2 separate regions of the Mus musculus genome follow, and region 1 is linked to region 2. The links are chromatin contacts, found by Hi-C or POLR2A ChIA-PET in ENCODE. All regions are on one chromosome and are shown on one strand. The core of a region is the stretch at or near the end of the contact, and the rest is flanking DNA. Distances in the headings are between cores, read along the strand shown. Region 1 holds the start of Hspbp1 (HSPA (heat shock 70kDa) binding protein, cytoplasmic cochaperone 1). Region 2 holds the start of Mboat7 (membrane bound O-acyltransferase domain containing 7).

Region 1 (5,248 bases), core at 2,107-4,606, 990 kb before region 2:
GTTACAGTATGATACATAGATACATATATAGAGATAAATACATTTGTAATAACCTATACGGAATGTGATCATATAGCTTTTCCATCTCTACTGAGATTCTTTAGAGTAAGAGGACTCCTATTAATAATAGCATATACCTGTAATCACAGTATTCGAGAGGAAGAGGAATTCAAGATCAGACCAGATATATAGCAAGTTCAAGACCAGCCTGGGCTACAGAGATCCTTTTTAAAAACCTAGAGAGGCCGGGCGTGGTGGCGCACGCCTTTAATCCCAGCACTCGGGAGGCAGAGACAGGCAGATTTCTGAGTTCGAGGCCAGCCTGGTCTACAGAGTGAGTTCCAGGACAGCCAGGGCTGTAGAGAGAAACCCTGTCTCGAAAAACAAAAACAAAACAAAACAAGAAAACCTAGAGAATAGGGTTAGGGAAATGACTTAGTTAGTAAAATATTTGTTGCACATGATAAGGGACCTGAGTTTGAGTCTCAGCACCCACAGGGTAGGTGTAGTAGTACATGGTTATAGAGAAGTGGAAACAGGAAGATTCTCTGGGATTCAATAGCCAGCTGGCATAATCTAACGGGCAAGCTCCAGGGTCAGTGACAGACCCTATCTATAAAAAATAGATAAAAATAAAAGGTAAGGCTGGAGAGATGGCTTAGCAATTGAGTTCTATTCTTTCAGAGGACCCAAGTTCTGTTGCCAGAACCCATGTCAGGAAGTTCTCAATTACTGGTAACTCCAGCTCCAAGGAATACAAAACCCTCTTCTGGCCTACACATATACACATACATAAAGAGTCTGGATCAGGTGAGATTGCTCAGCAGTGAAGAGCATCGCCTGCAGCCAGACAGTGGTGGTGCACGCTTTTAATCCCAGCACTTGGGAGGCAGAGGCAGGCGGATTTCTGAGTTCAAGGCCAGCCTGGTCTAGAGGACAGCCAGGGTTACACAGAGAAACCCTGTGTCGAACAAACAAACAAACCCCCCAAACAACAAAACAAACAAACAAACAAACAAACCGCACTGACTGCTCTTCGAGAGGTCCAGAGTTCAATTCCCAGCAACCACATGGTGGCTCACAACTACTATCTATAACAAGATCTGATGCCCTCTTCTGTCATGCAGATGTATATGCAGACAGAGTACTAATAAAAATAAATAATTTCTTTTTAAATACAAAAATCAAGCCAGGCAATGGTGGCAAATACCTTTAATCCTAGCACTTGGGAGGCAGACACAGGTAGATCTCTGAGTTTGATTCCAGCCTGGTCTACATAATGAGTTCCAGGACAGCCAGGGTTACACAGAGAAACCCATATCAAAACAAAATTAAAAACAAGATATTTGTTAACAGCAATAGTAAGAGTTACAGGGAACAAACCTTATCTTCTGGCCCACAAGGGCACCAAGCAGGTACATAAGGTGTGTATATATACACAAGTAGGTAAAATACTCATACACAAAATAAAAATGAATAAAACGGAGCAGGGTGAGTGTGCATACTTTTAAAAAATATTTATTTATTATTATACACATGTACACTGTAGCTGTCTTCAGACGCACCAGAATAAGGTGTCAAATCTCATTACGGGTGGTTGTGAGCCACCATGTGGTTGCTGGGATTTGAACTCAGGACCTCTGGAAGAGCAGTCAGTGCTCTTACCCGCTGAGCCATCTCGCCATCCCTGAGTGTACCTACTTTTAAGGCGTGTGAATATTTATGAGTTGTAGGGCAACCTGCTCACATCGTTCTGCAGGCCTGCCCAGGCTACATACTGAGAGCCTCCCCAAAACAAAACACCAAAATAAGGAACCATCTCCAAAACAAAAAACAAAAGAGGGGTGGGGTGGGACGGAGAGAGAGTTCAATGAGAGATATTTCAATGATTAGGAACTCTTGTTGCTTTATTGCTCTTGCTGAAGACTCAGGTTCAACTCCTAGCACCCAATTATGATGGCTCACAACCATCTGTAACTCCAGTTCCTGGCAATCCATCAAGCAAGCATACAGTGCACGCACATACATGCAGGCAAAATGTTCAGGGTCAGTGGTGGCACACGCCTTTAATCCCAGCACTCAGGTGGCAGAGGAAAGTGGATCTCTGTGAGTTTGAGGACAGCATGGTCTACAGAGTAACTTCCAGGACAGCCAAGGCTATACCGTAAAACACTGTCTCAAAAAACAAAACAAAAACTAACCAACCACAAACTATTTGTACACAAGTAAATAGGTAAGTCTACAAAAAAATTAAAAGAACAACAATAATTTAAGAGGCTGAAGAGATAGCTTGTCATTAAGAGTACTTACTGTTCTTGCAAAGAGCCTGAGCTTGGTTCCTAGCACCCATATATATATATATATTGGTTGTCTCATAACTGCCTGTAACTACAGCTTTAGTTTGTCCTTTGTCTCTGGCCCCATAGAAACCTGCATTTACAGGCATCTGCCTCCTCCCCTACTACATAATTAAAAACAATCTTTAAAAATAAAATCTAGCCGGGCAGTGGTGGCCCACACCTTTAATCCCAGCACTCGGGAGACAGAGGCAGGCAGATTTCTGAGTTCGAGGCCAGCCTGGTCTACAAAGTGAGTTTCAGGACAGCCAGGACTACACAGAGAAACCCTGTCTCGAAAAACCCAATAAATAAATAAATAAATAAATAAATAAATAAATAAGTAACTCTAAAAATATTTTTAAAATGATTGGAAGATCGAAGGTGGAAGACAGCTGATGTTGACATGGGACTTCCCACACACCATGCATAGTCACATGAAGACACACAACTCACACAGAGTATTCCACACTGAAACCGGTAATAAATGGGGAAACTGAGGCCTAGAAAAAAGTGAGCCCGAGTCTCAGGTTACAAAGGTGGGATATTAGGGGAGATATCCCGAGACTCTAGGAGCAAATGCAGTTAAAATCAGTTGAGTGAGGAACAAAACCGTCTGAGCAGCAGCAGCAGCAGCAGCAGCAGCAGCAGCAGCAGAGAAGGGGCGTGGCCTACGCAGGGGCGTGGCCGAACAGGACAAGCTGAAGTTCCAGGTACTAAGAGGCGGGACTTGACTGGGACAGGCCGAAAGGCCTAGAAAAGAGGCGGGGAATATGGGCATAGGCGGGGCCTATGCCTGGGAGGGGAGGAGTTCGCCATGAAAGTCCCTTGTTTGCTAAGATAAACAGAGGAGCTAGGGGGCGGGGCTTATAACAAAAGCGCGAAATGTAGGGGCGTGACAAAGAGAAAGTGGTGGGGGCCTAGTCGACAGAGGCGGAGCTAAGTGCCGCATCCGCTAAGAGGTGCTGCTTAGAACTGGGCAAACAGCTTGGGGTGAGGCACTTCCGTGTGAGAACTGCGTATTTCCGGTAAAGATGGCGGCGCCCAGTAGAGTCAGGTGCAGCCTAGTCTATCTTTAGGCGTGGTGGCAGCTCTAGACCCGGCAAGGTGAGATCAGCCCCATTGGGGCGCCCCTCTTCAAAGACACGGGAGGAGAATTGTTGCTAAGGAGACTGAGCGAAGGCTTGTTGCCATGGAGGCGGGGCAGTGGGGTTGCTAAGAGACGAGGACGCAAGCTGGGGAGCTTGGGGGGGCTCGTTGCCAGGGAGTAGGTGGGGCCTGTTGCTAGGGAGCAAGGAGGGACATCTGGATTTGGGCAAGGGTCCTGTTAGTATGAAGGAAGGAAAGGGGGCTATGGTTAAGGTGGTTGCAGGCAGAATGGTTTGGGATCATGAGAAGACTCCTAACACCTTCAAAACTCCACCTTCTCAGCAGACCTTCAAGAGTCGACCCATCCGGACACCATTGCTGCCTCAGCGGTGACCATCAATTTCCTTTAAACACATTCTTCCTTCACAGAAAGTCCATGGCAGACAAAGGCTCAGGGGGCAGTCGCCTCCCTCTTGCGTTGCCTCCGGCCTCTCAGGGTTGCTCGTCAGGGGGCAGTGGTTCCTCGGCGGGGGGCTCAGGCAACCCCCGGCCTCCACGGAACCTCCAAGGCCTGCTGCAGATGGCTATTACTGCGGGTTCTCAGGAGCCAGACCCCCCTCCAGAACCCATGAGCGAGGAGGTAAAGTATGAGGACCTAAGAAGGTTGGGTGAGGGTCCTGAGGATCTAAGTGTCTTGGGGAGAGTGGCTTAGTGAGCTACAAGCTGTTGTCTTCCTGGGTGGTGAGCTAGAGTCTAAATGTGGCATCATGATAGGGTGAAGGTCAGCTGTAAAGTGTCCGATCGCAGCCTTGTATTGGGAAGTCTCATGATGAGTGAAAAGTCTAAAAGCAAGCTGGGTTCTCTAGACCCAGGCAGAACTAGATTCAGCTTTGTCTCCACAAGTGTGACCTTGGGTATATTATTTAATCTTTCGAATCCTCAAGTGTTCGTTCATTTTTGAATTGATGGTGATAATAGTAATGATAGTGTCTTATCAGGCAATTCTGATGTTCCAGTCTATACTGACTCGTACACAACGTAGTTGGGTTTTGCCAGTTGCCAGCCATGACCTTGGTTGGGCAATTCACATCCTTTCTTTGCCTCTGATTTTTTTTTTTTAATCAATGAATTTGGAATAGCTATAATAAAACCTTACAGAATTGTCTTAAAGGTTGATAGGAATTTTTCATGTAACTTTTTTTAATTGACATTTACGATACATAGAATATTGTAGTAATTCAGTTAAGTTACAGAATAATTTATACATGTTGTGTCATGTTGTGCCAAGGTGGAAATAGGCATAGAGCAATGAGATAGTTTGCCCAAATTTGTCCAGGAGCGTGATTTCAAAGCCTTACAGCTTCTTCCCCTTTTCTTTCCTGTTTTGAGATTGCGGTCTCAAACAGACCACGCTAGCCTTAATGACCTTACCCTCCTGACCTTCCTGCCCCACCTCCAAAGTCTTGGACTTACAGATATATGGTAGCCATTTCAGTCCTCCTGAAGCGCCCTTTTGGGGACAGTGTAGTTTCTGGTCTTCCTCTGGACTCCTTTCTTTTGTTATCTCTTGTTCTCCTCATTCTCTATCTTTTCTGGCTTTTTTTTTTTTTTTTTTAATTTCTCCAGACGACAGTTGGCATGGCTGGAGAGCCCTTCTTGTTCCAACTTGGTAGCAAGTGCAGACCAGGGATACTATTCAAACCTCATGTAGTTCTCAGGACTTTTGTCACAATACAGAACCATCCAGCTCACCACAGCCTCCGGTTGTATAGCTGATCCTCAAACCTGACATCTTTTGGGAAATGGGCGGGACTTGTTGCTGA
Region 2 (5,188 bases), core at 403-2,902:
CAGCGAGCGGCCATTTGCGACCTCCACCACCAGCATCTTCCTGCGGAGTGGGGGTGCGTCGCGGTCACCCAAACAGCCCCACCGACCCGACTGAAGTCTTCCACGCCCTCAGCGCAAGACCCCGCCCCTCACCCCCCAAGGGGCGGGGCTGGGGTTGCCACCTGCCCCCCCCCGCCCCCCAGCCAAGATCTACCCAGGGACCAGTTAAGACCACGCCCCTCACCCAGGTCCCACCGTTCCGCTCCCCCTCAGCTCCAGGTGACCATCTTCTCTGCCAAAGCGTACCACCATCTCTCGTCCCCTCAGAGAGACCTCCCGCCATAGTGGTGCACCGCCCTTTTTGCAAAGTGGGTGTCTTCTTATGCGTCCGTCAAATCTCAGAACCTCAATGTAGGGTGGTTTGCTCAAGCCACACCCTCTTCTAAATACTTGGAGCCCAGCCCCTCCCCTTTCGAAGTGCCCAGATTCGCCTTTCCCGCCTATTCTGAGTCGGACTTTAAAAGAAACCCAGTCCTGTCTTGCGCCAGCTGTTCGATGTTCCAGCATCCTAAATTCGGCTCAATCGGGAGTCCTGCCTACCCGAACGCAAGCGTTTCAGCCTTCGGAAGATCTCGACTCTATTCCCGAACGCATGCGGGAGATCTCGGCTCAGTAGAATCAGCCACCCCCTCTAAGTTGCAAAAGGTTCAGCATTCGACCCTAGCCAGATCCCATCGTTCTTCCAGCTGTGGCCCCGCCCACTTCCTACCCAATTTAAGGAGTTCACAATTACGATTGAATCCACAGTCGCACTCGAGGTGCAGTGTGCGTCGTGGCTCCCTTTCAATCTGTCGTACTGTCCTCAGGCAGAGGCAATAAGTCAACCCCTAGCCAACACCAACTCTCGGCTAAGGCGGAGCTGGCCCTACGTAGCGCGTCCTCCGTCATCCCGTCAGGTCAGCAAAGCGGAAAAGCCAAGAAAGCCCTCACTGCCACTCCGGTCTGCACAAATGGGACCTTGAGGGTCATTGCTCTGGCCTCGCCCCCAAATCCACCAGTCATGTCGGCCCCGCCCCTTCGCCGTTTTCCGGTCTTCTGTGGCTCCGCCTTCCTCCCTCAAGACTATTAGCTCAGCCTGTTAAGTCTACTGATTATTTCCAAAGTTAGGCCAAAACGGCTGCCCTCAATATCATTTGACCGTGACCTGAAAAAGCATTCAGCTATCTGAAGTAAGTCCAAATATGCGATCCCGCCCACACCCCGTGGTTCTTTGACTCTCGGACCCCGGCTGATTCCGACTATCTCCGAAGTAAGCCGAAGCATGCGGTCCCGCCTACTTCGTTCTGCGTTCTTGAGCCCGCCTAACACTACACAACGACTTTTGGACCCGATTATTTCCGAATCAAGCCGAAGTGTGTGGTCCCGCCTACATCCGGCCGAGTTTGTAAACGCATCTAATTCCGAGCCGTGACTTTGGAATTCGGCTATCCCCGAAGTAAGCCGAAGCTGTGGCACTCCATGCCGAGGGCTTGAATGACCGAGTGTGCCCGAAGGAATCCGAAGCTGAAAGTCTGTCTCTGAGCTCCAGGTCCCTCCTCCTCAAGTCTCAACGGGACTCGAAGATCTTGGCCCCGCCTCTCTGACCCGAAACCCCGCCCCTTCACGTACTGGCAGCTCTTTGCCCGGGGACCTCCTAGAAAGATCGCGACAGGCATCTTGCGGCAGACTGGTGTTCTGGGTACCTTTCTTGCGGTGCTGTAACTCGTACAGCCGCGGCTCTCGGGGCCTGGACCGCGCAGCCCTGCCGGCGCCCTCCAGAACGGGCAGTGCGGGGGCGTGCTGAGCTGGGGAGGCGTGGCGCGAGCCGAGGCGGCCTCGAAAAGGAGCTCCGCAGTCTTCTGGCCCACGGACGGTTCAGGTGGGCCCAGGTTGGGTTGCATGGCGGCGTCACGAAGATCGTAGGGTGGCGGGGTGCGGGGACAGCGCCCAGAGCGTGGCCGGGCTGGGTGGCGTAACCGCCTGTGGATCTGCCGAGGCAGAATCGGATACACGCTGGCCTTCGCTGCGCGGGGCTGGGCTACGAAAGGTGCTTGCAGATCGTACAGGGTCATTGCCTTCTCTCCGAGGTACGGGTTAAAGAGGAGCCCAGAGCTCAGAGCTTAGAAAACAGGATGCTAAATGCTGGGCTTCTCCGAGCTGGGCGGGAGTGGGAGTACTGGGTCCTGTAAGACGCAGAGGAAATTGGGGACCCAGAAGGGCTCCAATGTACTCAGGAGGGTGAGGATGATACAGATTCCTGGGCTCTCAGAGAAGAGGGGTGTTGTGAAGGATTGTTTTTCTGGCCGGAAGGTGTGGGTCATAAATGGAAGTAGAAGTACTTTTGATTTCAACATTGGCAAAGGGGTGGGGTGGGGGCTTAATTCTTGGGTCCTGGAAGGAGGAGTGAGCTGGAGGCCTGGGTTCTCAAAGGGGATTCTACTGTCTTCAAAAGAGGAAGGGACTGGAATACTGGTTCTCACTGTGAGTCCTTCCTCCCCCAGACCATGACACCCGAAGAATGGACATATCTAATGGTCCTTCTTATCTCCATCCCTGTTGGCTTCCTCTTTAAGAAAGCTGGTGAGTCAGGTTCCTTGTCTAGTGGAAAATTAGGGTGAGGGAGCTGGGGTGGGGAATCACCCCTCCCGAAGGTTCTAGGCTTATACTTTACCTTTTCCTTTCAGGACCTGGGCTGAAGAGATGGGGGGCAGCAGCTGTGGGCCTGGGGCTCACCTTATTCACCTGTGGCCCCCACAGTTTGCATTCTCTGATCACCATCTTGGGAACCTGGGCCCTCATTCAGGCCCAGCCCTGGTGAGAACTAGGTGGTGAGAAAGGAAGAAGGATGCAGAGAAGCAGCAGTCTGTTTCCTCTTCGAGTCTTCTATTTCTTCTCCTTTAATCTTACTGTGTGTCGCTATGCCTTGGCCATCTTTCTTCCCACCTTGTGTCTTTGCCCCAGTCCTCAGTATCCATGTGGCAGACTGACTTCCATAGTCCAGTCAGGCTGAGCTCTGGCTGAAGTGCCTTCCTTCTTCCAGAAGCTTCTCTTAATGCCGGTCATTCTTTTCTTATCTCTGGCTGTGCCTCTTCTGTCTCTGTTACTCACCAGTCTTCTCACCTCTTCTTCTCTGTCTGAATGTGGGCAGGGGCGGGGGTGGGTATCTCAGGAGAAGGAAACAGAGGCTAAGGTCCCTGTACCCAACATTATGACTTCCCACCTCTGTCCTAGCTCCTGCCATGCCCTGGCTCTTGCCTGGACCTTCTCCTATCTCCTCTTCTTCCGAGCCCTCAGCCTGCTGGGCCTGCCCACTCCCACGCCCTTCACCAATGCTGTCCAGCTGCTGTTGACACTGAAGGTGAGACTTGGCGAACACTACTTCTTTTAGTCTCCCTGGGAGCTGGGGAGCCTCCTTGCTTTCTCCTCCCAGACTTTCTCATAGTAGGGGGAGGGCTGTGGAGTTTTATCTTTCACAAACCCTAAGCTTGGGACTTCATTTCTCCCTGGGGACAGAGTTCACCTCCCACATCCTCTGGAGCAAGTCTTCACCTCTCCACTCATTGCAGGATAAGGAGATAACCTGAGTGCTCTATCACAAGCCATTTGGCACACCTAGAATCTTCCTCCCCAGTGTGTTTTGCTAACATGCTCTTCTTGAGTCTGTAGCAAACCGTCCTCCAAGGAGGAAAATTACTCTATAGAGAAGGTATCCGGCCCAAGGGCTCAAAGCTGGGACAAAGTGCAGGTTTGGTTTTTCATTTTTGAAACAGAGGCTCGTGTAGCACCCTATGTTGGTCTCAAACAAAGAAGACACTGAACTTTTGATTCTGCCTCCAGCTCCCGAGTGCCAGAATTGTAGGCTTGCACCACTGTGCTTGGTTTATTATGGTTCTGGGGACTCGAGCCAAGGACCTCAACACACTAGGCAAGCACTTGACCAAATGAACTACATTCTTAGCCATGGGTCTGAATCTTAATCACCTAAGAAAAGGGCAAGAAGTGAGTGGTCCTCAGTGCCTAGCCCAGACTACAACAGTCGTGAGCTCTTGCTATGTTCTAGGCTCCAGCAACGTAGCCATGGACAGTCCAGCCAGGTGGAGAACTGGTTTCTCCAGACATCTTTGTTCTTATGGCAGACACAACATTAGGCAGAGATTGGTCAGCTGTGCATTGGAAGAAGTGCCTTTTGGGTGTGTACGAACCTACACATGTAGATAGGAACAGGCTGGGCATTGCAAACTATGCTTGCCACGTCCACGCACTTTCTGAATAACACGTGGTTGAAAGGGCAACGGAAGCCAGGCCATAGGGGGCTCTGTGGCCCCATGCCCTCAGGAAGAAGTTTGTTTGTTTGTTTGTTTGTTTGTTTGTTTGTTTGTTTGTTTTTGACCTAAGTTTGAATCCTGACACCTAGACTGAGTGGCTCTGGAAGAAACAAAAACAGAAAACCCAAAAGGCTCGAGTGCTGGTGAACACTGGTAATTCCAGCTCTCGGCAAGTAAAGGCTGCAGAATGAGGAGTTTGACAATAGTTTGGATTGTATAAGACCCTGTCTGGAACAGACCAGTTAGGTGACTATGAAGCAGCTTGATCCATATACACTGTGGGCTGTAGACAGTGATTCCGATTCATGTGGGACATGTTGCTTTGAGGATGATTAGAGGGGTTTGGGTTATGACAATGGCTTGGTGAAAAGGAGACAGTATTCTTTAAAAAATAAAATAAAAAGCTGGACCAATAGCTGGGTCAGGGGAAGAACTGTATGTTGTGGAGCCTAAAAGGGAAAAGAACCCCATTCTACCCCTTAAAATCAGGAAGAAGTAGGAGAAGTGCTGGCTTGGTTCTCTTGCCTCTCTCTATCTGCTGGGGCTCTGTCCACTGAGACTAACATGAAGCAGGACACAGATGTGGCCTTTTAAGAGTTTTGTCTCAGGCTAAGATAGGTTGAGTAGATCTGGAAGGGCAGTTGGGACATCTTTACCCCCCATCCCTACCCAGTGGAGTCAGAAAGGAATATAATCTCAGTTCTCCTAAAGGGGAGCTGGGAGGACCACAAGTTCAAAGCCAGCCTGAACAACTTAGCATGTCTTCGTTTCAAAATATAAAAGGGGGTGGGGGGGGCTGGGATGTGGCTCAGTGTTAAAGCACTTACATAATGTTTGCAAGGCCC

What was found. Hi-C counts contacts between places; a loop is a spot of excess contacts on that map. ChIA-PET counts read pairs that join two places held with the same protein, here RNA polymerase II (POLR2A).
Region 1: a loop to region 2 is called in a map of heart, with 8 times the contacts of the local background. The contact joins the promoter of Hspbp1 here to the promoter of Mboat7 in region 2. A Hi-C loop is called at or near these places in 1 of 37 maps with a recorded cell type or tissue (heart). POLR2A ChIA-PET finds 5 or more read pairs at or near these places in 2 of 5 experiments (Patski and embryonic stem cell).

The regions. Positions count from the first base shown.
Region 1 is chr7:4,683,089-4,688,336 of GRCm38, reverse strand. Hspbp1 (HSPA (heat shock 70kDa) binding protein, cytoplasmic cochaperone 1) reads left to right here and starts at 3,356. Exons shown (of 8, transcript NM_001360629.1): 1 at 3,356-3,443; 2 at 3,771-4,065. The coding sequence starts at 3,862.
Region 2 is chr7:3,689,450-3,694,637 of GRCm38, reverse strand. Mboat7 (membrane bound O-acyltransferase domain containing 7) reads left to right here and starts at 1,652. Exons shown (of 8, transcript NM_029934.4): 1 at 1,652-1,897; 2 at 2,520-2,598; 3 at 2,703-2,832; 4 at 3,250-3,376. The coding sequence starts at 2,523. Tsen34 (tRNA splicing endonuclease subunit 34) reads right to left here and starts at 1,028. Exons shown (of 5, transcript NM_001164204.1): 1 at 749-1,028; 2 at 1-40. The coding sequence starts at 36.